2 separate regions of the Homo sapiens genome follow, and region 1 is linked to region 2. A link is an interaction called in ENCODE POLR2A ChIA-PET data of the cell type or tissue named here. Cell type or tissue: CD4-positive, alpha-beta T cell. All regions are shown on one strand. Links, peaks and the distances in the headings refer to the core of each region. The heading gives the core; the rest is flanking DNA. Region 1 overlaps NOTCH1 (notch receptor 1). Region 2 overlaps ENTR1 (endosome associated trafficking regulator 1).

What was found. ChIA-PET counts read pairs that join two places held together with the same protein. Peaks named below come from ENCODE experiments on the same cell type or tissue, not always from the same donor. Only the 100,000 strongest peaks of a DNase experiment are listed, where the experiment ranks them.
Region 1: POLR2A ChIA-PET joins it to region 2 with 6 read pairs; 4 of 35 experiments call an interaction of 5 or more read pairs at or near these places.

The regions. Positions count from the first base shown.
Region 1 is chr9:136,525,021-136,541,322 of GRCh38, forward strand. All of the region lies in intron 2 of NOTCH1 (notch receptor 1), which reads right to left. It overlaps LOC124902310 (a long non-coding RNA gene), which reads left to right. Exons shown (of 3, transcript XR_007061865.1): 3 at 78-557. Among named protein-coding and RNA genes, the nearest start is that of NOTCH1, 13 kb to the right of the region's middle. RefSeq lists enhancers at 1,291-2,162, 13,830-14,497, 14,280-14,369, 14,380-14,439, 14,658-15,342 and 1 more and silencers at 13,670-13,809, 16,177-16,302. In CD4-positive, alpha-beta T cell, for the core only: no CTCF peak of the experiment used is centred there; DNase peaks (open chromatin) are centred at 13,841, 14,301 and 14,841; H3K4me3 peaks cover 2,134 bases; H3K27ac peaks cover 2,454 bases.
Region 2 is chr9:136,401,574-136,406,279 of GRCh38, forward strand. It overlaps ENTR1 (endosome associated trafficking regulator 1), which reads right to left. Exons shown (of 10, transcript NM_001039707.2): 6 at 4,332-4,405; 7 at 3,518-3,629; 8 at 3,058-3,120; 9 at 2,482-2,621; 10 at 349-1,314. The coding sequence ends at 1,215. Among named protein-coding and RNA genes, the nearest start is that of SNAPC4, 3.8 kb to the left of the region's middle. RefSeq lists an enhancer at 3,542-3,611. In CD4-positive, alpha-beta T cell, for the core only: no CTCF peak of the experiment used is centred there; DNase peaks (open chromatin) are centred at 1,744, 2,158 and 2,928; H3K4me3 peaks cover 1,016 bases; H3K27ac peaks cover 1,736 bases.

The DNA.
Region 1 (16,302 bases), core at 13,489-15,988, 140 kb after region 2:
CTGGCCCGTTCCCTGCCCACGCTCAGCCCCCAGACACGTTTCCCTTTCGGCATTGAGTCTTCATAACTCACATCCAGGCACATCAGCCAGGAGCAGAAGCACCCACATTACAGCCGGGGAAACCAAGGTGCCAGGAGGAGGTCCCTCTGCCAGGTCTCTGCAACCCCGTCAAGGTGGGTGAAAGGCTGCCCCTCACCCCGGACACACAGTCTGGGCTCAGAGAGAACAAGGGGAGCCAGGGGAGGGGTCCTGCATCTCCACCCAGGCCTGGTCTCACCTGTTCCCTGCGGCAACAGGCGCAGAGCCTGCCCCCCCCAGCCACCTGCTGTGGTCATAAATCTCCGGCCCCAGTCACCTCCTGGCCTTGCGCTCCGGGAAAAGGTCTGGGACCCGCCGGGCGCCGCTCTTCCCAGTGGTGAAGCCTCTGAAGCAGAACATGCCACCAGCCTCAGCGGCCCCAGCGGCCCGGGAAGGCAGCAGCCTCACGGCTCAGGCCCTGGGTGGGCATGGCCTCCTCCAGATGGGATGTACAGAGGGAACCGTCCCGCCTTCCGGAGCCCACCTGGGTGCGGGGCTGCGGCGGCCGCCTGCCCCAGGACCGGCCCTGAAGCTGCCGGCTTCCCACAGGACCCCCACCGGCCCCCCAAGTCCTCGCCTCCTCTCCCGCTTATTCCCACCCCAGTGTCTCCAATCAAACCTGTGCTATGTGTGGCAGTGGCCTGGGGGGGCCTTACCCCGAGGGGCTTGTGGAGGCTGGGGGTGGGGGTTCCTGTGCGTTTCTCAGCAGCCAGCCACGCCCCTGTCCCAAAGGCCCGGGAGGCATCTGTCTTCCCCGAAGGCTTTTACCCGTGACCACGGCTTGGGTAGAGAGAACGCAAAAGGGCCACTCTGGCCGACCATCTGTTGCCAGAAGCCAAAAGTCCCAAACCAACTGGCTTAAAGAAAACACATGTCACCCCTTCCAAAGGGGCTCTGGGGAATTCACTCAGGCCTTGCTACGGCTCCTGCCAGCCCAGTGAGCGACGGGCACAGCCCCGGAATGAGGCTCCCCCTCCTCCATCCCATGTGGCCGGTCACTCCGGGGCTGCAGCGACAGACCTGCCTCTGCGGGCACCTGTTGGGAGGGCAGACGTGGTTCCCACTGCATGCAGATCCAGTTACAGGCTGGCCGGTCCCCGAGGTGGAGCGGCCGCTGGGAACCCGTGGAGTGCACAGGCTGGGCTGGGCTGGGCTGTGGCCACAGGAGGGGCGCCCTCCCTCCACATAAATGCCCCATTGTCAGGCGGGAGTTGGCCACAGCTCCCGCTTGGAGAAAAGGCCCTTTTTGCTTTCCCAGCCGCTGAAGTCGGCAGGGGGTGGGTACAGGACAGAGGGCGCTCGGTCATCAAAGCCGGGGCTGGAGGCTCCTCAGCCTGGCCCATGCAAGCTGGTCCCCTGCCTCCCGGCCCCTCGAGGCTCCAAGGAGCGGGAAAAGCTCACCTGCTGGGCAAGACGGGGAGGAGGGGCAGGGGAGGCCCATCCCACAGCTTTAGGGGACCCCAGAGGGGAGACGCTGGAGGTCCGAGCCCCTAGAGCAGTCTCCCACCAAGTGCCCTGAGGTCACAGGACATTGGCTGTCCCTGAATGGACCACGACACTCTGCCCGGACACCGGGCCCCACTCCCCACCCTGAGCGCGGACCCCAACGTGGAGGACTGTGGGAGAATCTGCCCAACCGGACGCATCCCAGTTAACGAGGCTGTATCACGCCGGGCCAGCAAGAGGAAAACACGCCCCATAAATCAGGCGTCGGTGCTCGGACAAAGGGCGGCTGGGAGCAGGTGTCAGACGTGGCGGCAGCTGCTCCCAGCGGGTGGGGCAGGAGCCCCAGCCGGAGGCCTGAGGAGGCTCCCGTGGGGGAATGCAGGCTGAGAGGGCCCATTGTCCGCCCCCACTCCCAGCCTGGGCATCGGACACCACAGGGAAGGCCCCTGCCACGGCCCCACAGCCACGGCTTGGAGGTTCCGTGAGACGCGCTAGCTGGGGGGAACCGGGCCGAGCCTGGAGAAAGTTTTGAGCCAGGTGTGGGGGTCTGTGTGTGGGGGGCAGCTTTGGGCCCAGTCTCCCGCTGCTGCTGTGGGCAGCCTCCAGCCTGTGCCCGCCCCAGTCTGTACCTCTCTCCCACATGGCCACAGAGCTGGAGCACCCTACAGACGGCGAACACCTGCCCTCCGCACAGCACCCAGACGTCCCTGAGAAGGTGGGAGGGACCTCAGGCCTGCAGCATGGCCATGGCCAGGACCACCAGCCTGTGAGCAAATCCTTCACAGCTTTGGCGCTGGCCACACCCCCGGTACCCGGGCCACTCTGTCTTCAATGCTGTCCCGGCGGCCAGGTGGGTGTGGGCCGCGAGGTGGGCGCCAGGGCTTGGCCGAGTGAGGTGGCACCCAACAGCTGCCGCGCCCACGGGGATCCTCAGGGCTTCCATGAGTGACCCGCACCCCACCTTCCACCGTCCCCGCATCTCCTCCTATCAGGGGCGGTGGGGAGACCCCTCTGGGGCTAAAAAGTGAGGCTTGAGATAGGGAACGCCAGTCTCCCCCGACTGGACGAGAGAGCTGCCCTGTCCACCAAGCCACCCAGCTCTCGGGCTCCCACGGAGGAGACCCAACCCACGCCAGGTGTGCCCCCGTGGACTCCCCTTCCGTGCGTCCCTCTTAGGGTCACCCGGCACCTGCCTGTCCCATCCCCCACGCTCAGTGGCCTGGCGGCGCTGGGGTAACCTGTCCTATCTGGGCCCCCCGCAGGTGAGCGGCGGGCGGGGACTCCAGGAGGGCTGCGGGGGGAGGGTGCCAAGTGGCCCCGGCGCCTGCTGTGCCGCTCCCGCCACCTCTACCGCCACCACTTTGTTCCCGCCTCAGTATTTCCACTGTGCCACTCCCACCCTCCCTGCCAGGGCCGCTCCATGGAAATGCGACTCCAGAAAGCAGCAGGAGGCAGATGCTGCCGAGACCTTTCACCCAGGACGAATTCTAAATTGTGCTGTTTTCCTTTCTAAGCTAAGCGGCCATCTGCCACCCCCAGGGGACAGAAGACAGTTCCCTCCGCCCCAAAATGAGAAGGAGGGGTGAGAGGGACTCAGTGCGGGTAGGACTCACTCACTTCCTGCCCTCAAGGAGTTTATGGTCATGCAGGGCCAGGGATGGGGGCACAGGCAGAGGCCGAGCAGAGGGGTGGGGGTGTGGGGTCAGCTGGACCCAACCCAGCTGGGGTGTCAGTGATGTGGCTGGCTCTGCACCCGCCACAGGAACCAGAGACCCTGGGTGGGAGAGGTGCTTCCCATGGCTCCACCAGGTGACAGCACCTCCCAAGGCAAGGATGGGCAGGGACAGTGGGGGGGGATGGGCAGGGACAGTGCGGGGGGGATGGGCAGGGACGGTGAGGGGGGGATGGGCAGGGACAGTGTTGGGGATGAGCAGGGACAGTGCGGGGAATGGGCAGGGACAGTGAGGGGGATGGGCAGGGACAGTGGAGGGACGGGCAGGGACAGTTGGTGGGACGGGCAGGGACAGTGCGGGGGCCTCTCCGGTGCACAGGAGCTGCACTTCCCAGAGGGGAAGGAACGGCCCTGCACACCCCGGCTCCCTGGGAAGGGAAGGGGAGGAGCTGCCCGGCTGAAATCAGCATCTTAACACATCCCACCTGCTCCCCAGCAGAGCCACAGGTCCAGCCCCACCTGCCCTCCTTGGGCCTCACTGCCAATCCCGGCCCACTGTCCTGCCACAGAAGCCCAAGGGTCCCCTGGCAGCAGTGTGGTCCCTCACAGGGCAATAAATGGGGGTCTTCTCCCCAGACACCCCCAACAGCTGCTGCTCCCAGGGAGCCCGTGGCCACGTCCTGCAGGAGCCAATCGCTAGGCGGCCAGCCTGAGGGTGCCCCTGCCCCTGGGACCCCTCCCTCACCAGCAGGACCTGCCCCCAGCCTCAAGGGGCTTTCTGCCCAGAGGGGAGTCTAGGGCTCCCACTCTGCCTGCTCCTGTGATGGCAGGGGCACCCCCACGCCCTCCCCAGACCCAGATCCTGCCGTGCTCTGCTAAGACCCAGCAAGGCTGACCACCTTCTACCTACGCCACTGACAGTGGGCCCCACCAGGTGACCTGGGCCACACAGACAGGCCCACCCATCGGCCTGCCCAAGCAAATGGGGCCATATGTGGACTGGCTGGGGGGACACTGTGACCCCCTACTGGAGACGGGGAGACAAGGCCAGACCTGGGTGGGGATGCTTCCCAAGGCAGGCTTCCATGAGGCCAACGAGCCCAGCTCTAGCCCGGACCAAGGCTTCTGGGGCAGGGGGAGTCCTGGGACCTCAGCCCCTCCCTTGGGTAGAGGCTAGACCAAGTTTCCCCAATCCCAGTGGGCACCACCCACCTTCCAGGAGGCACCGGCTGCTAAGAAATGAGCTGGGCAGGGGGCTCGGGGTCCCACCTCGGGTCCTCTCCCACTGGAACGGCCAAGCAGCCCAGCCCTGGGGGATGGAGGAGGCTTGGGAAGATGCTGGAACCTCGTTGCTCACAGCCCCTTCCCTGGCCTCCCCAAATCCCCCAGAACAAAGAGCTATAGCAAGGAAGGCCCCGGGCTCCTCAAACCTGCCAGGACCCTGTGTCCCAACCCCTGTTCAAACAGCTGGCTGGAGCCTCTGCGGTGGCTAGGAGGCCCTGAAAGGCGCCCTGCAGCCGCTGGGTCTTTCTTCCCTTTCTGCTCCCGGCTTCCTTCCCCATCTTGGACAGGAGAGAGGGATGCAGGCACCGAGGGGGCCAAGGGGCCCACGACAGCCCAGCACCACCAGGCCTGTTCACCGTTGGAGCACAAAACCACGAGATTGGGGGCTGCGATGTGGGATGGCTGCCTCCAGCCACCACCTGCGGTCCCACCTGAGCTGTGGTCTTCCCCAGCGCCTGCAGCCGTTGGGCTGGAGCTGCTGAAAGCTGCACGGGGGCCCTGCCCTGGCTCCCAGGGCCCCAGGAAGGAGGAAAGGGGCAGTGGGGGCTTCAGGGAGGTGGGGGCCCAGAAAAGGAGCCAGCCCCAAACAGCCGCCGCTCCGGAGACAGCGGGCAGCAGGGGGCGGAGTTGGGTGGGGCGGGGGTCGCGGCCGGCCCGCCACAGCGCAGGGACCCAGCCGGGGTCTGAGCCGGGGCCAGGCTTTCCGGCCCAAACAGCTGTTGCCGGCACCCCCAGCTCTTTTGTCTGCAAATCTTTTCCCCCAGTTGCATCCTCGGATGGTTTAAAATGTGCGAAGGAGGAAGTGCAGGAAGGCCAGGTTTCCTCCTCTGGCTCCGGGGAAACCCTTTGTGTGGGAGGCGGGATGGGGACAGAACCTGTCCTCCCGGGAAGCTACCTTTCCCGCAGCCGGGAAAACAATGCCCTCACCCGACATGGGAACGGCTGTCTGCATCTGACCGACAGAAGGCCCGTGGAGATGGCGGAGCTGGGGTGGCCACTCTGGGGGCATGTGGCCAGCCCCTCCCCAAAATGCCAAGACACAGCCCAGCAGGCTCTGAGACCCCAGGAACTAGGTGTCACCAAAGTGCCCCCGCAGGCTGTTTGGAGTGTGAAAAACGCCTGCTGGAGCCCCACCTGCTGCTCCACTGCGGGAATTTCCCACGCGGATCCCCCAAAAGCAGGCATGTGTCTCCTGCCCTGGGTCACCCCAACGGCCCCTAGGGACCCATGTGGACAAACCTCTTGAGTTGGAGAGGCCAAGATGGTCATGACACGCCGGGGCTCTGCTCCCAAGAAGACCCAGCCCAGCCCTGCACCCCACGATGGCTCAGAGGCAGGGAAGGCAATGGACAGGCCCACAGCAGCGCTGCTGGAGGGCTCAAACCACACTCCATGAATGAAGTCGGGCATCACAGGCTGCGCTCCGGGCCAGCGCCAGACATGCTTCTGGCAACCTCCCACCACTGCTCCTGAACAGATCCTGTCGCTGGGGGTGGCAGGAAGGGGCTCCCCGGAGGGGCTCCTGTTCTCCTCTGGAGTGAGCCCCACAGCCAGCAGGGCAGTCGCCCGGAGGTGCTGACTCCATGTCCAGCGTCCTTGTTAAGAATGCTGCAGGGAGGGAAGGGATCCCGAGACATCTGTCCGGCACACACCAGCCCAGCAGTGAAGAAACTGAGCCCACAACCCTCCTGGCCTGACCTACACTCGGGCTTTCCAAGCTCTGTCTCATGGGACCCCCACAACCGCCCTGGGGGCGTGTAATGGGCCCATTTCACAGGTGAGAAAACGGGGCAGCTATGCCCAGCACACCACCCGGATCTGAAGGCAGCTCAGAACCACACCTGCTGATGGGGACCAGAGCGGGGCAGGGCAAGGCAGCTCCCCAGGGTGGCACAGGAGTGGCAGAAGCTCCCTGGGAAAGAGGAGGAAGGCGCGTGTCCCCCGCACCCCCAGCCCCACCCAGACGGTCTGGATGTTTTGCCTGACCACCTGATCTCCCAGGACCGGGAAGTCTGGAGCAGACAAAGCATTCTTACAGCTCCACCGAAACACAAAACCCTAGGGTGGTGGGGGCAGAGCCCTGGGCGAGAGAGACCCAGCCTCCCGCTCCCCTTCCTTCCTCCCGCCCAGCAGGAGGGCACCGATGCCCCTTCACCCACAGCACCCGCGGGGCGTCGGCACTGGTGAAAGAGGGACGAAGCCGAAGCCCACGCTGCCGGAGGAGCACTCCTGGCATCCCGGGGGCAGACGCCGCCCTCCTGCGCCTCCTCCCGCCTGTCCCGGGAAACCACCAGGACACCTCTGTGTGCCTCCCGATTCGGCCGCAGATGGACGGCGGCTTCAGTGGTGGCCCCAGAGGTCACCTCATCCCCATCACACCCGCCGGCTCCCTGCTCTCTGACCACACGAGGCACAGAGGGGCCTCCGAGCCCAGGAATCCTCCTCTCGGAACACCGCTCGCCTGCCGGCCCAGTCCCAGCGCCCAGCCCGGCTCACATACTGGCCCACTGTGCCCCTGGCACCCCCTCAGAGCCTCACTCTGCCCGGGCCCAGCGTGATCACCGGGCGCCTGGGATTACCCCACACTTGGGAAGTGGGATCCAGGCAGGTGCCTGCAGCCCTGGGAGGGGCCCATAAGGAGGGGCACCTGGGGGAGGGGCCTGCAGTGCCACAACCTGGGGGACACCAGGGTGTCCCAAGACAGCTGGCACAGGCTGGGGACTGTCTGGGGTACCTTTCCCTGTGGGGAAAGTTGGGGATTCTTGGGCTGGACTTGGCAGGTCCTAAAACTTCTGCCCCTCCAAGGCACTGAATAATGCCCAGCCTCGCCCAGTGCCTCGCGGCCTCGCCCAAAGATCTCGCACTACCTCACCCAATCCCGCAGGACCTCGCCCAAATCCCACACATGACCTCGATCAAATAGCACACAACTGCATGCAAATCCCACACAGTCTCCCCAGAGCCTGTGGCTGGCCTCTGGGAGAGACCTTCCTGGAGGGGCCCCCACAGCACCAGGAAGGGGCTCCAGGGTGGATGACACAGATGACACATCCCCGGGGGAGCCGGGCGTGCCGCCCGAGACCCAGCTACACCTCCCACAGCCGCCATGACTCCGTAGCCAACTCAAAAGAAGGCGCAACAATTCGCGGCAGTCGCCCAGCCACGAGGACGGCAGCTGGGGCTGTCAGGAGCCCTGGGGGACACTTCATGGCCCCAGCCGCTTCCCATCTCCTAAGGAGGAGGGGAGCTCAGAGAGGTGGTGGCGGCCCGGGGTCGCACGGCCCACGTGGGGGAAAGAAGTCCGTGGCCTGTGTTGTTGACCCAGTGCCACCCCACACCTGGAAGGGGGAAGGTCTCGTGGGGGTGGCCGGCCTGGACTGCAGCCCCTGCAGGCTGGAGCCAAGCCTTCCAGTCACCTGCAGCCACCCACCTGCCTCCACCTCCATTCCCACTGCCCACCTGGCCCCAGGGCTGCCGACAGCCCAGCCAGGCCCGTCCACCAGAGAGCTGCAGAGCTCTGTGCTGGGCCAGACCCTGGAGGCCCAGGACAGGACCTCGCCACGGCCTGAGCCCCGCCACCATGTGGACCCTGGACACTCAGCCCCGCCCGGCCTCCCCACCTGGCTCTCCGTCAGACAGGAATGAGGCCAGCCTCCTTCTGACCACTGAAGGGGAAGTAGGAGGGGCCACCCAGGGGCTGCACCCCGGGAGCTGGGACCAACCCAGGTCCCTCTATAAGGATGGAGAGTGGAGGCCCAAGGGGGGGACTCTGGCCCAGCCCCCTCCGCGCACCAGCCAGTGCCCAGCCTGAGCTCAAGCATCTCTTACTGAAAAGCCGTCAGGGAAACCACACATGTTCAACCCCTGGCGGCTCCCCCAAACCTCTCATTTCCAGTAACTGTGTGTTTCCGCTCGTCAACAGCTGAAACCGAGCGGAACTTGGGGGGCCCCACCACGCGGCCCTGCTGTGCGGCACGGGGCTCATCTGTCCCCCGGCTGCGGGGAGTCAGCTCTCACCGCCCACCTCCTTCCCAGATAGTCTCTGTGCCCACTCGACGGCCCGGCAAGCCCAGCCCCTGCCTGCCACGGCCACAGCAGCCTCAGAGAGCTGCCCTCTCTGGCCAGGGTCAGGGCCTGAGCTGCTGCCTCCCGCAGGGTCGAGGGCAGGACACTTGTCTGAGGCTTGGGTGGGGCAATGGCACCTCCTCAGGGCCTCAGCCCCCGGGCAGGCTCGGTGACCATGGGCCTACAGCAGGGAAAATTCTGGGCCAAAAGCTCCAGCCTCCTACTAGGGCATCTGTCTGCAAATGCACCTTAACCTGACCGCTTGGGCTGTGGGGGAGCCTGTTTCAGGGAAAGTGAGGGACGCGCCAGTTTCCTCCTTTGGACTTGATGAGGCACGAACGCATCTCTAATAAAGCCAGGTCTCCCCGCCGTGGCTCCCTGGGCGGGTGCCTGTGGCTCGGGCCATGAGTCACGCTGGGTAACCCCACTACGGGGAAGAGGGCAGGAAGCTGGGAGCCACCGCCTCTGTGCCCGGTTGTCATCTCGGCACGAGGGCGACCGTCGGCTTCGTCCTGCCCTCATGGCTGAGGGCTTTTGGGATGTGGCGGGAGACGGGGGAGTCCACTTCTCAAACCCGGTGCATCCTGCAGGGCCGCTGCACTCACAAAAAGGCTGACTCCACACAGGACCTGCCTCCCTGGGCCTTGGCTCAGGCTGGGGCGAGACTGGCCTCCTGTGCTACCTGTGGAAGAGTTTGTTCAGCAAATTGACAGTGTCAACAGAATGTCAAGGGGGCATTTACCCAGCTTTAAACAACCAATTCAAGCCCTTCAGAGATGCACAATGGACTCCGAGGCCAGGGGACTGCGTAGACAGGGTCGACATCTGATGACAAATTCTCATCTGCCAATTAGAGCAAGGTCGGGGCGTGTCACCAACCTCAGTGCCAGGCGGAGCAGAAGGAACAACACGACTATTTCTTGGGGAAAAATCTCAACTAGCAACCAAGGAGCTGGCAGGCCTCCCACTGGGCGAGAACAGCGCCCACCTGGTGCCCACCAGACTGAACAGCCCCGTGCAAGTGAGGCCGGGTGAGTGTTCTGTGGCCATTGGTCCCTACTGTGGCGGCAGGCGCTGTGGGGGTTGGGTCCGGGCAGCATCTGGGCCTGGCCTGATCCGGAGACGCCCTTGGTAGTGGCCACTCACAGACTGTGATTGCGAGGACCCCGATGGGGCCGCTGTGTGTGCCTGGGAACTGCAGGTGTGGATGTCAGAGGCAAAGCCTCCCCTGTGCACGCCCAGCACATCAGAGCCCCCCAGTTCCCTCTCACAGAGCCCCCAGTCCCTCCCCACAGAGCCCCCAGTCCCTCCCCACAGAGCCCCCCAGTCCCTCCTCACAGAGCCCCCGAGTCCCTCCCCACAGAGCCCCCAGTCCCTCCCCACAGAGCCCCCCAGTCCCTCCCCACAGAGCCCCCAAGTCCGTCCCCACAGAGCCCCCAGTCCCTCCCCACAGAGCCCCCGAGTCCGTCCCCACAGGCCCCACTGGACACCAGGCCCCAGACCTCCTTCCAGGAAATTGCAGGAACCACAGCAGGGCAGCCCCACAGACCTGAGGGAACCGCTGCCCCACCCCCGCCCCACAGAGCCCTGGTGTCTGGGCTGCAGCTGAGGCTGAGGGGCTGAGGACTCGGAGGATGGGATCTCCCGCCCAGCGGGTGCAGCCAGGTGGGAGGGGCCAGGCCCCCAGGGTTCACAAGGCCCCTTGGGGACCCACCCGAAGCCACCGCTTTGCATTAGGCAGGGCGTGCGGAGAGGGCCCTGTTTAACCGTGCGGGCTCAATCTGGAGTGTAGACGGCAGGACGCCCCCAGCCCTGGGCCCCTGAGCCTGTGAGTGGGGGGTTCAGAGGTGAGGCCTCTACAGAAGTCTCCCTCCCAGGGGCAATGGGTGCAGGGTAGGCGGGGAGCACTCAGGATCCCTCCCAGGGGCAATGGGTGCAGGGTGGGAGTGGGTGGAGGGGGGAGCACTCAGGATCCCTCCCGGGGCAATGGGTGCATGGTGGGTGGAGGGGGGAGCACTCAGGATCCCTCCCAGGGGCAATGGGTGCAGGGTGGGTGGAGAGGGGAGCACTCAGGATCCCTCCTGGGGCAATGGGTGCAGGGTGGGTCGGGGGGAGCACTCAGGATCCCTCCCAGGGGCAATGGGTGCAGGGTGGGAGTGGGTGGAGGGGGGAGCACTCAGGATCCCTCCCGGGGCAATGAGTGCAGGGTGGGTGGAGAGGGGAGCACTCAGGATCCCTCCCAGGGGCAATGGGTGCAGGGTGGGTGGAGGGGGGATCACTCAGGATCCCTCCCAGGGGCAATGGGTGCAGGGTGGGAGTGGGTGGAGGGGGGAGCACTCAGGATCCCTCCCGGGGCAATGAGTGCAGGGTGGGTGGAGAGGGGAGCACTCAGGATCCCTCCTGGGGCAATGGGTGCATGGTGGGTGGGGGGGAGCACTCAGGATCCCTCCCAGGAGCAACGGGTACAGGGTAGGGGGGCGCACTGAGGACACTGCTGGGGAGTTTCTCCTCCCAGAATTCCACAGGTCTCGGAGATACACTGAAAGCAACCCCAAAATGCTAGGACCGCCTATAACCGCCCTGCACCACCCCTGGGGCAACCAGGCACCCCGATGCTAACACGCACGCATCCTCCCGACAGGGAGAAGTCCCCCAGCTGCCTGCAGACAGGGCCTCGCTGTCAAGGGCCACTGGCTGGCCTGGTGCCCTGCAGGGGACATGGCGCTTCCCCGTCCCAAGGGCAACTTGGAGAGGACACCATCTGTGTCTCAGAGTGAGGGGCCAGGTTCCTAGCTCTCTCCTGTCACACGGGCCTGGATCTAGGCCAGGGCATAGCCAGTCACTCTAAGCTGACCCTGAGGGTCCAGGGGGAGAAGCAGCCTGGAGCCAATCACACAGAGCTCTGTCCAGGGAAGGGAAGGCCCCGGAGCAGGCAGACTGGGCGGGTGGGGGCTGAGATGCCTGCCCGCCCCATGGATGTGTCCAAAGCCTCACTGCCCCCCGCTGCCCCAGCCACCGCCGCTCCTTTGGTCTGGAGCTCCCTGCCGCTGACCCTGTCCCAGCCAGCGTGGAAGCTGCTCCGTGGTGGGCCTCACTTGAAAGCCACAGCAGGTGCACCCAGATGGGGTCCCACAGCACTGACTTTGCACACAGGAGGCCATGAAGGCTGCAGTGACTACCCCTAGCTTGTGGCCAAGCCCGTCCATCCTGTGGCCTGGTTCTTAAGGGGCATGCTCCTCCCCTGCCCAGGGGGGCCTGCATCTGCCGTGCCCACCCATACCCCAGGGTTCAGCATGTAGTAGATGCTCAATAAAGACCCTCTACTTTGCATTCTTACAGCACCAGGCGTGTGGACGCTCAGTGACCGCGGCCCCACTGTGTGCCTCCTGGGGGCTAAGGGATGCTGAACAGCTTGGCGGCTGGCATGAGTGAGGCCCAGGGACAGGTTGTGAGCCTGTCTCGGAGTCCTGAGCAGGACAGGGGCCGCGGGCACGCCAGTCCATCCTACAGGTTCACCTGGGAATATGCCAGGACTCCCTCTAGGGGGCTCTGTGGCTGTCGGGTGGCTGCACCGGCCCAGAGTGAGCGCCATCTCTTCCAGGAAGCCACCCCGGACGCCCTCCCAACACCTGCCTCCTCTGGACTGTCTGGGAGCTGGGATGCTGGGGTCCACCTCTGGCCAGTCCCTGATGCTTCTGGAGGCTAAAATGTAGTCCTCAGAAGAATGCAGTTCTAGTCCACGCGTGACATGGATGAACCTTAAACACATCACGCTCAGTGAAAGAAGCCAGGGGCAAAAGACCACCTATGGCACAATTCCATTCATAGGCAACGTCCAGAAGAGGCGAATTCAGAGGCAGAAAGCGGGTTAGTGGTTGCCAGGGGCTGGGGCAGTCAGGGCAGAGTGACAGTATTTGGGTACAGTTTCTGTTTTGTGCAGTGAGAAAGTCCCGGAACTAGATAGTGGTTGAATGAACTTGTGAATGGACTAGATGTCAAGCAACAGCATGCTTTAGTTCAAAAGTCACATTTTCAGCCTGGACAACATAGCAAGACCCCGCTTCTGCAAAAAAATTTAAAATTAGCTAGGCATGGTGGTGCACACCTGTGGTCCCAGCTACTCTGGAGGCGGAGGCAGGAGGATCGCTTGAGCCCAGGAGTTTGAGGCTGCAGTCAGCCGTGATCCCACCACTTCACTCCAGCCTGTGTGACAGGGTGAGACCCCATCTCAAAAAACAAAAAAGTGGCCATGCACAGTGGCTCACGCCTGTAATCCCAGCACTTTGAGAGGCCAAGGCAGGTGGATCACCTGAGGTTAGGAGTTTGAGACCAGCCTGACCAATATGGTGAAACCCTGCCCCTACTAAGAATACAAAAATTAGCTGGGAGTGGTGGTATGTGCCTGTAGTCCCAGCTACTCAGGAGCATCGCGTGAATCTGGGAGGCAGAGGTTACAGTGAGCCAAGACTGCGTCACTCTAATCCAGTCTGGGTGACAAAGCAAGACTCCATCTCAAAAAACAAACAAAAAAAGGCAAATTTTGTAATATGAATAAGTCATCACCCAGAATCCCTCCATATACATATCCATCCCCAAACCAGTCCTTAGCTCCCTTTGCTCCCAGGGAGCAGGGTGGGGTGGGGCAGGGCCACAAGGAGAACCCAACCAGGCAACTTTGGAAAAGGGCTTCCCTCCACCCTCCCACCCCTGCAGCCACTGCCCCTTCCCCAGCTGGGGCGACCACCGAGCCCAGCGCAGGCCTCGCCGCAGGGCCCACAGCCACCACCACGCCTTCAGCCCGCCCCAGGGTCCCGCTGGCTGTAGTTGGAAGGGGAATCACATACAGATGGGGAAACTGAGGCCCAGGGAGGGGACAGTGTGGGGAGCACAGCAAATCAGAGCCAGCCCTGCTTCACAGCCCCTCGGAGCTCCGGGCCCCACAGGAGAAAGCGCCAGCGCTGCCTGGGAAACTCGAGGCCGTCAAACGCAGCCCGGCCCACAGGTGTGATGCCCCAAAGCCAGCCGCTCGTTAAAGCTGCTGGTATTTCCTCCTCAGCCCGGGGAAAGATCCGGAAAGTTCTGGATATGCCTGCACATGAAGGTGAAAGCTGACGCCAGCCTGCCTCAGATCCCCACGCCCTCGCAGCCACAGCTTTCCCACCTGTGCGCTGGGGATGAAAACTGCACTGGCACACCTGGAGGGTGGGCGGCCGTCTGCCAGGGCTTTTACGAGGCTGGGTAACAGCGGCGTCCTGAGTGTGGAGCTGTCATCGCTGCATTATTGAGGAAGGCAAGCTAGACGCCCAATCGATTCTGCAAAGCCACATCCTTTCACTATTTATAGACGAGACATGAAACAGGAAAGGTCCCCTCCCCACAGCAAAAGGGTGCAGTCCCTCGGCCCGGCCTGGAACTGCCCAGTGGGCACCGGTGGCCGCTGCTGCCCATCACAGGTGCAGGGAATGAGGAATGAAGCCAGTCCCGGCTCCTGTGGGGTCTCCAGTTTGCCGCCCGCATCTGGGGGTCCCCGCACCCAGCTCTGCCCTGTGGAAGCACTTCCCCTGGTGCACTGTCTGCCCTGCCCTACCCTCTTCCTGCCAGGGTTGCTGTTTTCTTTCTCCCTCTCTCTTTTTCTATTATTATTCTTTTCAATGGAAAACATGTTGGCTGCTGTTCAGAGGCAGGGCCTGCCCCAAGGAGCCAGCTTCCTTCAGAGCACTCCAGGCTCCCACCCCAGTCTCCGCCCCAGGCCTTCCTGTTCCTGATGTCTCCCCAGTCTGAGTAGGTGAGACTTTCTATTTGACACTGTGTGGGGTTTTTTTTGTTGTTTTTTGTTTTTTTGAGACAGAGTCTCACTTTGTCACCCAGGCTGGAGTGCAGTGGCACGATCTCAGCTCACTGCAGCCTCCGTCTCCTGGGTTCAAAGGATCCTCCTGCCTCAGCTTCCCAAGTAGCTGGGATTACAGGCACACGCCACTGCGCCTGGGTAATTTTTGTATTTTTAGTAGAGACGGGGGTTTCGCCATGTTGGCCAGGCTGGTCTTGAACTCCTGACCTCAGGTGATCTGCCCACCTCGGATGCTGCATGTTTTTAAACATGTTTTTCTAACCCTGGCGCCCTTGAAGACCAGGTTCTGCATAAACAGGAGGTCCTGTCACAGGCCTTTCCGCTCAGCTCAGCATGAGGAGGAGAATCAACCTGTTCCTCCCCTGGCCACGCCCAAGACGAGGCAGGTGACTCAATGGAAAGAGCCAGACCGGGTGACAGGAGCTACCCCGTCCCTCCCCAGCCTCCCAGGCCGGCTGCAGGGCCAAGTCACTTCCCGCCTGAGCCTCCTTCCTCTTCTTTTAAGGGGAAGCCACGCCCCCAGTCCGCTTGTAGTCGGGAAATGACGGGGCAGCTCAGGCTGGCTGGGGCTGTGTTTAGGGACATTCGCTTGGGAGAAGGAGAGGGGCAGGGCTAGTAGGAATTCTGCCACTGCTGTGTGACCCTGGGGCTGATGGCGACTTCTCTGGGTCTCTTCTTCTCACTTATCGGTGCCTGATCCAGACAGCTTTACGGGGCTGCCGGGAGCTATGCCAGGCCACCACCGGGCCGGCACACCCCCAACATGTCCCACATGTGAGCTAGGTGCCTCTCTCACGCCTTGCTGGGAAGTGAACTCCACAGGAGCAGGGGCCATGTCTGCCCTGTCCCCACCGGGGGCCTGGCCTGGAGCAGAACGCAGCACACAGCAGGCGCTCAAACGTGTCTGTGAACTGGAGCCACCCTGGGAGATGGACTTCCCCGGAGCTGGAGCCATCCTGGGAGATGGACTTCCCCAGAGCCGGCAAGTCCCTCCCCAGGCAGTGCCAGGCCCAGCCCACCAGGCAGCACCTTTAGGATTCTCTGAATTCACTCGTCAATCAATTAAACATTCAGGAAGGAGGCTCTGGAAACCAGCACTGTCAGCCAACGGGGAGAAGGCGGGGAAGAAAGGAGCGCTGACCAGGTGCCCTCTCCACACGGTTCTCATGCAATCCTCACACACCACCAAGAGATCCAGCGTGTATCAGCCCGGCTGACATGCTGGGGAAACTGAGGCTTGCATGACCTGATGACCCAAGGTCACAGAGCTAGTGGCCAGGCCAGGCCTCAGACACGAGGTTGTCCAAAGCTAAAGCGCACCACCCAGCAGGCAGCTGGACATCCTCCTGGAGGTGCTGGGTGTGACAGCCTACCCCCATTTCTCCCAGCTCCTGGAAGACGCCCCGTGCCATTCTGACTCTGCCGTCAGCAGCCAACATCTTAGCTGCCCCCTGCCTCAACGCCCAGCCCAGACGCAGGCAGCCCTGGGAGAGCGTTTCAGACCAAGGACGTAGTCTCACCCAGACAGATAGGGTCCCTGCAGCTCTTCCCAGCTCTCCTCAAAACAAAGAGAAAAAAGGTGGAGCCCTCTTCAGTACCCCTTGCTCACACTGACGGAGCTGATGAGGGGGCTAGAGAAGAGCCAAGGGCCACAGTGACCCCCTGGGCCTGCTCAGAAGGCCACCATCTCCGACCACAGCCACCACGGCCACACCTCGCACAGCAGCTGCCCAGAGACCAACCATCCTCCGCCCACCAGCATGTGCTGCCAGGTGCTTTCTACCTGGCCACTGGCTGACCAGGCCACGGCGACACTCTGACCTCCTGGGAAGGCATTTTGCACCAACAAAACCACTTTTTCCAATCCCGGGCCCTGCAACCACCTGATTGGCAGCTTCCGGTGAAGGTT
Region 2 (4,706 bases), core at 937-3,436:
CAGTGACTGCTGGAAAGCTCTGGCCTTCACCTGTAGCTAAGGCTAGGGGTCTAGCAATTCAGACGCCTTGTTTGAAAAATTCAACCACATGATCCGAAAAGATGATCCAATGCTAGAATCCAGTCTGTCCAGCTCTGAAACGTGCAGCTGCGTGACTCACACGTCCATCACGTGTGGGTCCCAGTGGTCAGGCCCAGGCAGCAGTGGTCTGAGTCTGCCCCTAACCCCAAGGGCTGAGGACCTGGAGAGAATCTGCCAGCACAAGGCACCAGTTAGGGCAAGAGCAAGTGAGGTGTGGAAGCCCACGGCGTTCTCCAAGGACTGGCTAAGTCAGCAGAGAAGAGACAGTGCGGTGAACTACAGAATTTATTAAATAAGAAAGCTATCAATTGGAACAGGAGGAAAAAAAAGTTTTAAAAAAAATCTATAGGAAAATAGTCAAAAAAGCATTTAGTGCTCATCGCCGTCCCTCTGAGGGGGGCCGTCAGAAAGGCAACTGGGACCTGACAGACCCGGGCACATACTTGAAATTCCTGAATTCTAACCTGCATTGTACAAAATGCCACTTGAAACGTCCACCAGAACCCCCAGCCAAAGAGGCACATCTGGACAGCTTCACAGCACGGAACGTGTGACCTTGGTCCCCGTGGGTCCCGGAGGAGGACAGCAGCAGCCACGCGGTGGCCCCTGCGCACTCAGGCCATGACTGCAGGGACCACCCACTGGGGCCACAAGAGTGACCCGGGAGCCAGAGGGAGCCCTGAGCATCGGCGGAAGGCACAGGTCCCTGCCCGGGGTGGCCATCTCAGAGGCACATTTAGTGTTTGTTCTACTTATGAAATCAAGGACAACCAATTGTACTTATCTTACAACTGATGTTCTGGGATGGGACTGGAAAACATTGATTCCAGAACCACTCTTTTTCTTAAAATCACTGGCTTTTATGACAATGTCTTCCAAGAGCTCATTAGAATCTATAAGATCGCAGGAATTTCGCCAAGAAGGGCTGCATAGAAACCACAGAGACAACTCGGCCAGGGCTGCTCCCATTGTGGTGGCCAAGAACTGGCTGAGGGCACGACACTGGACTCTTGCGATCAACACTTTACTCTGGGTGAAGACTGCATATTTAAGGACACAACTGCACATTTAGATCGAGCGGTGGTGACCTCAGGGTATACACGGAGCTTCATGCTGAGAACACCCAGGGGTCCTCAAGAGTCTTCCTCCTCGTCTTTAACTTCAGAAATTCTGTCTATAGATTTAAGGATTTCGGCAACAAGATTCAGTGTCTCAGCTCCGGAAACCAGTTGCCTGAAAACAAGCATGGATATCAGGATGGGTGGCAGCAGCTACTCAGCAGCAACAGGGTTCTGGGGGGAGAAAGGGGAGGGGTTGGTAGGGGGAAAAAGGGAGGGGTTCCAAGGGGTAGGGAAAGGGGAGAGGTTCTGAGTGGGAGGAAGGCGAGGGTTTCCAGGGGGAAGAATGGGGAGGGTTTCCACAGGGGGTGGGGGGCAGAAAGGGGAGGGGTTGGTAGGCAGAAAAAGGGGAGAGGTTCTGAGGGGGAGAAAGGGGAGGAATTCCGGGGGTGGGGGTGGGGAAGGAAGGGGAGGGTTTCCAGAGCGGGGAGGGATTCCACAGGGGAAGGGTTCTGGCGGGGAGAAAGGTAAGGGGTTCCAGGGAGAAAGGGACAGAATTCTGGGGGGAGAAACAGAAGGGGTCCCAGGGAGCAAGGGGTGGGGTTTGCCGGGGGGAGAAAGGGACAGGGTTCCAGGGAGCAAGGGGTGGGGTTTGCCGGGGGAGAAAGGGACAGGGTCCCAGGGAGCAAGGGGTGGGGTTTGCCGGGGAAGAAAGGGACAGGGTTCCTGGGAGCAAGGGGTGGGGTTTGCCGGGGGAAGAAAGGGACAGGGTTCCTGGGAGAAAGGGAGGGGCTGGGGGAGAACCACAGGTTTTCCACTCCTAGCTCCTCTTGGAGGAGACCCACACCTGACTTCACAGGAGACGGCTCCCTTGTTCACAGGGAGTGCTCTGGGGGCCAACACCGCCCTGCAGAGCTCAGCCCAATGGGTGGCAGACACTCACCACTGTCACAGTCATGGTGGCTGGCGTGTCCCCAGCCAGGCACAGCAGTAAGGGCCTTCTGGGAAGTGGCTTTTTCAGCAGGAGGGAAACCCCCACTATTTCCTTTATTCAGAGCTTCAGCGCCCACATGGGGTGGGGCTGAGGTTCAGTGCAGGGTGCTGTGGCTGTCTGCACCTCCCAGGTGGGATCAGACACTGCGAGGCAGGTTAGAAAGCCTGTGGTCTGTCCACACAGTGACCCAGAGAGCTAACAGGACCACTGAGCACGCGTCCCTCCCTGCAGCTCCCTGGTCCTCCAGCCACGGTGCCATCAGCCTGGGCCCCCACCCAGGATCACTGACGACCACTCCAATCTCACCCCTTTCCCCGCCAGGCTTCCCGGTGCCTCCCAGGCACTCACTTGATGGAAGCCTGTGCACTGTTCATGACCACCCGGAGGTTCTGCAGGGCCACGTCGGCGTTCTGCTTCACCACGGTCAGGCTGGCACCCTGGCCGCACCGCAGGGCTTCATTCTCTCGCTGGAAGTTGGAGACCTGCGCCTGGGGGGACGGTTACGGCTAAGGACAGAGCAGCTCCGAGGCAACCCGGCTGAAAGTCACCACCTGGCGAGGCGAGGGCTTACCCGTGGGGGCCTGGCACTCAAGATGCATGCTCTGGCCTAACTGGGGGCTCGCCTCTGGGACTGGGGGCCTAATGGCTTCCCCTTCACTCCAGTATATGCTCAGCACCTAGCTCTATGGCAATAGGGACTCCTACAAGTGGATGCCCCGTGCCAGACCCCAAACTCCCAACAGAGCTCCAGGGCCTCCCTCTGCTTCACGCCCTGACAGGAAGCGGCTGCTGTCCTCATTTGAAGTCCTTTCTCTGCTTGGGCTCAGGGGAAACCCCAGCAGAGTCTTTCGCCTCTTTCTTACTGAATTCATTATGTGACTCCACAAATCAAAGAAAAACACTGAAGTCCCTTCCTTTAATTACCTGGAGCAAACTGATTTCCTGTTTTAGTTTCACGACGTGGTTTTCTGCCTTTACAGCCCGTTTCTGTTACCCAAAAAAGAAAAACCACAAAAAGCATCACTGATGTCCTCACATTCATACCGGACACGGGCCCCAACCCAGGGAGCAGGAGGGCACCCAACCTGGCTGTGGCCCTTCACAGCCCCTGTGCCCCTCCCAGTCCCGCCTCCACTCTCAGACCACCCCTGGGAAGGGCTCATCGTGCAGTGTCTGTGCTCTGGCCCCCCACTCCCCACGGATGCCCTCGTGGGCCAGCTATCCCCAGGCACAGCGAGACAGCGACGTCAAAGAACACCAGTCCCAGAGAGCCACATGGCCCCGCTCCCAAGGGCAGGCTGCACCGGCTGCTGAGGACAACAGCACTTTCTCAGGAGCGCTCCTGCCCCACCCAGCTCGTCCGATTCAGAGAAGAAACCCATACGGTCATCAGCTCCAGGTTCTGCTCCACCTGCTGAACCACCGACTCCAGGTCGTGGTAGTCGCTTTCCTCCTTGATCATTTTTGCTTCTAACTTCCGCTCAAGCGTCCTCACCCTTGTTAAAGAAAAACCCGAGTTGTTAATTTCTGTGGCTACTTTTAAGAGGACTACAAAAAGATACCTCATGAGCCAGATAAAACCCGCTAAGAGCCTGTGATGGAATGGGTCTCAGGCACAGAGGGGAGGCAGCGGCAGCCTCAGGCCTGGACCTGTAGCCACCAGGCAGGCGTGCAGGGAGCGGCTCTCACAGCACTGCTGCTCCAACAAGGTGTTTGGTGGCTTTTTGCCTAAAGTTTAAAATAAACCTTGGCCAGGCGCCGTGGCTCATGCCTATAATCCCAACACTTTAGGAGCCTGAGGCAGGAGGATTCCTTGAGCCGAGGAGTTTGAGACAAGCCTGGGCAACATAGTGAGACCCTGTCTCTACAAAAATAAGATTTAAAAATTAGCCAGGTGCAGTGGCAAACGCCTGTGGTCCCAGCTACTCAGGAGGCTGAGATGGGAGGATTGCTGGAGCCAAGGAGGTCAAGGCTGCAGTGAGCCGTGATTGCGCCACTGCACCCGAGCCTGGGTGACACGGCAAGACTGTCTCAAAATAAACTTTTAGGCAGAACACAGAAATGTGTTTGATGCTGAACATTTATATACAATAAAACCCAGATCTGGTTTGACTCTGATTACTTCATTATCATTTAAAAACGGATTTCCCTGTGTATTAGATGTTGTGGATTGCATTCCTAACTAAAAGCTTACATACATTTCTGTTTGAGCTTCAGAGAAGCTCTGAACCTCATTCAGCTTTCTTCTCAGCTTAGAATTTTCATCTTTCAGCTGTGGAGAGAGAACATCCTTATTAGAAAGTCAGCATGTCTGGCTCAAAAGGGCGTGTGCTTCTGCGGTGTGGCTCCAGAGCCTCCTGATAAGCAGAGATGCTGGGTCAGTGCAGCATCCACCTGCAGCCACTACAGAGGGAGACCACAGACGGAGGCAGGCACTTTTCAAAGACCTGTGGTCACAGATGCCAGTTAATTTTACTCAGAGGCCGGGGGCAGTGGCTCGCGCCTGTAATCCCAGCACTTTGGGAGGCCGAGGTGGGCGGATCACAAGGTCAGGAGTTTGAGACCAGCCTGGC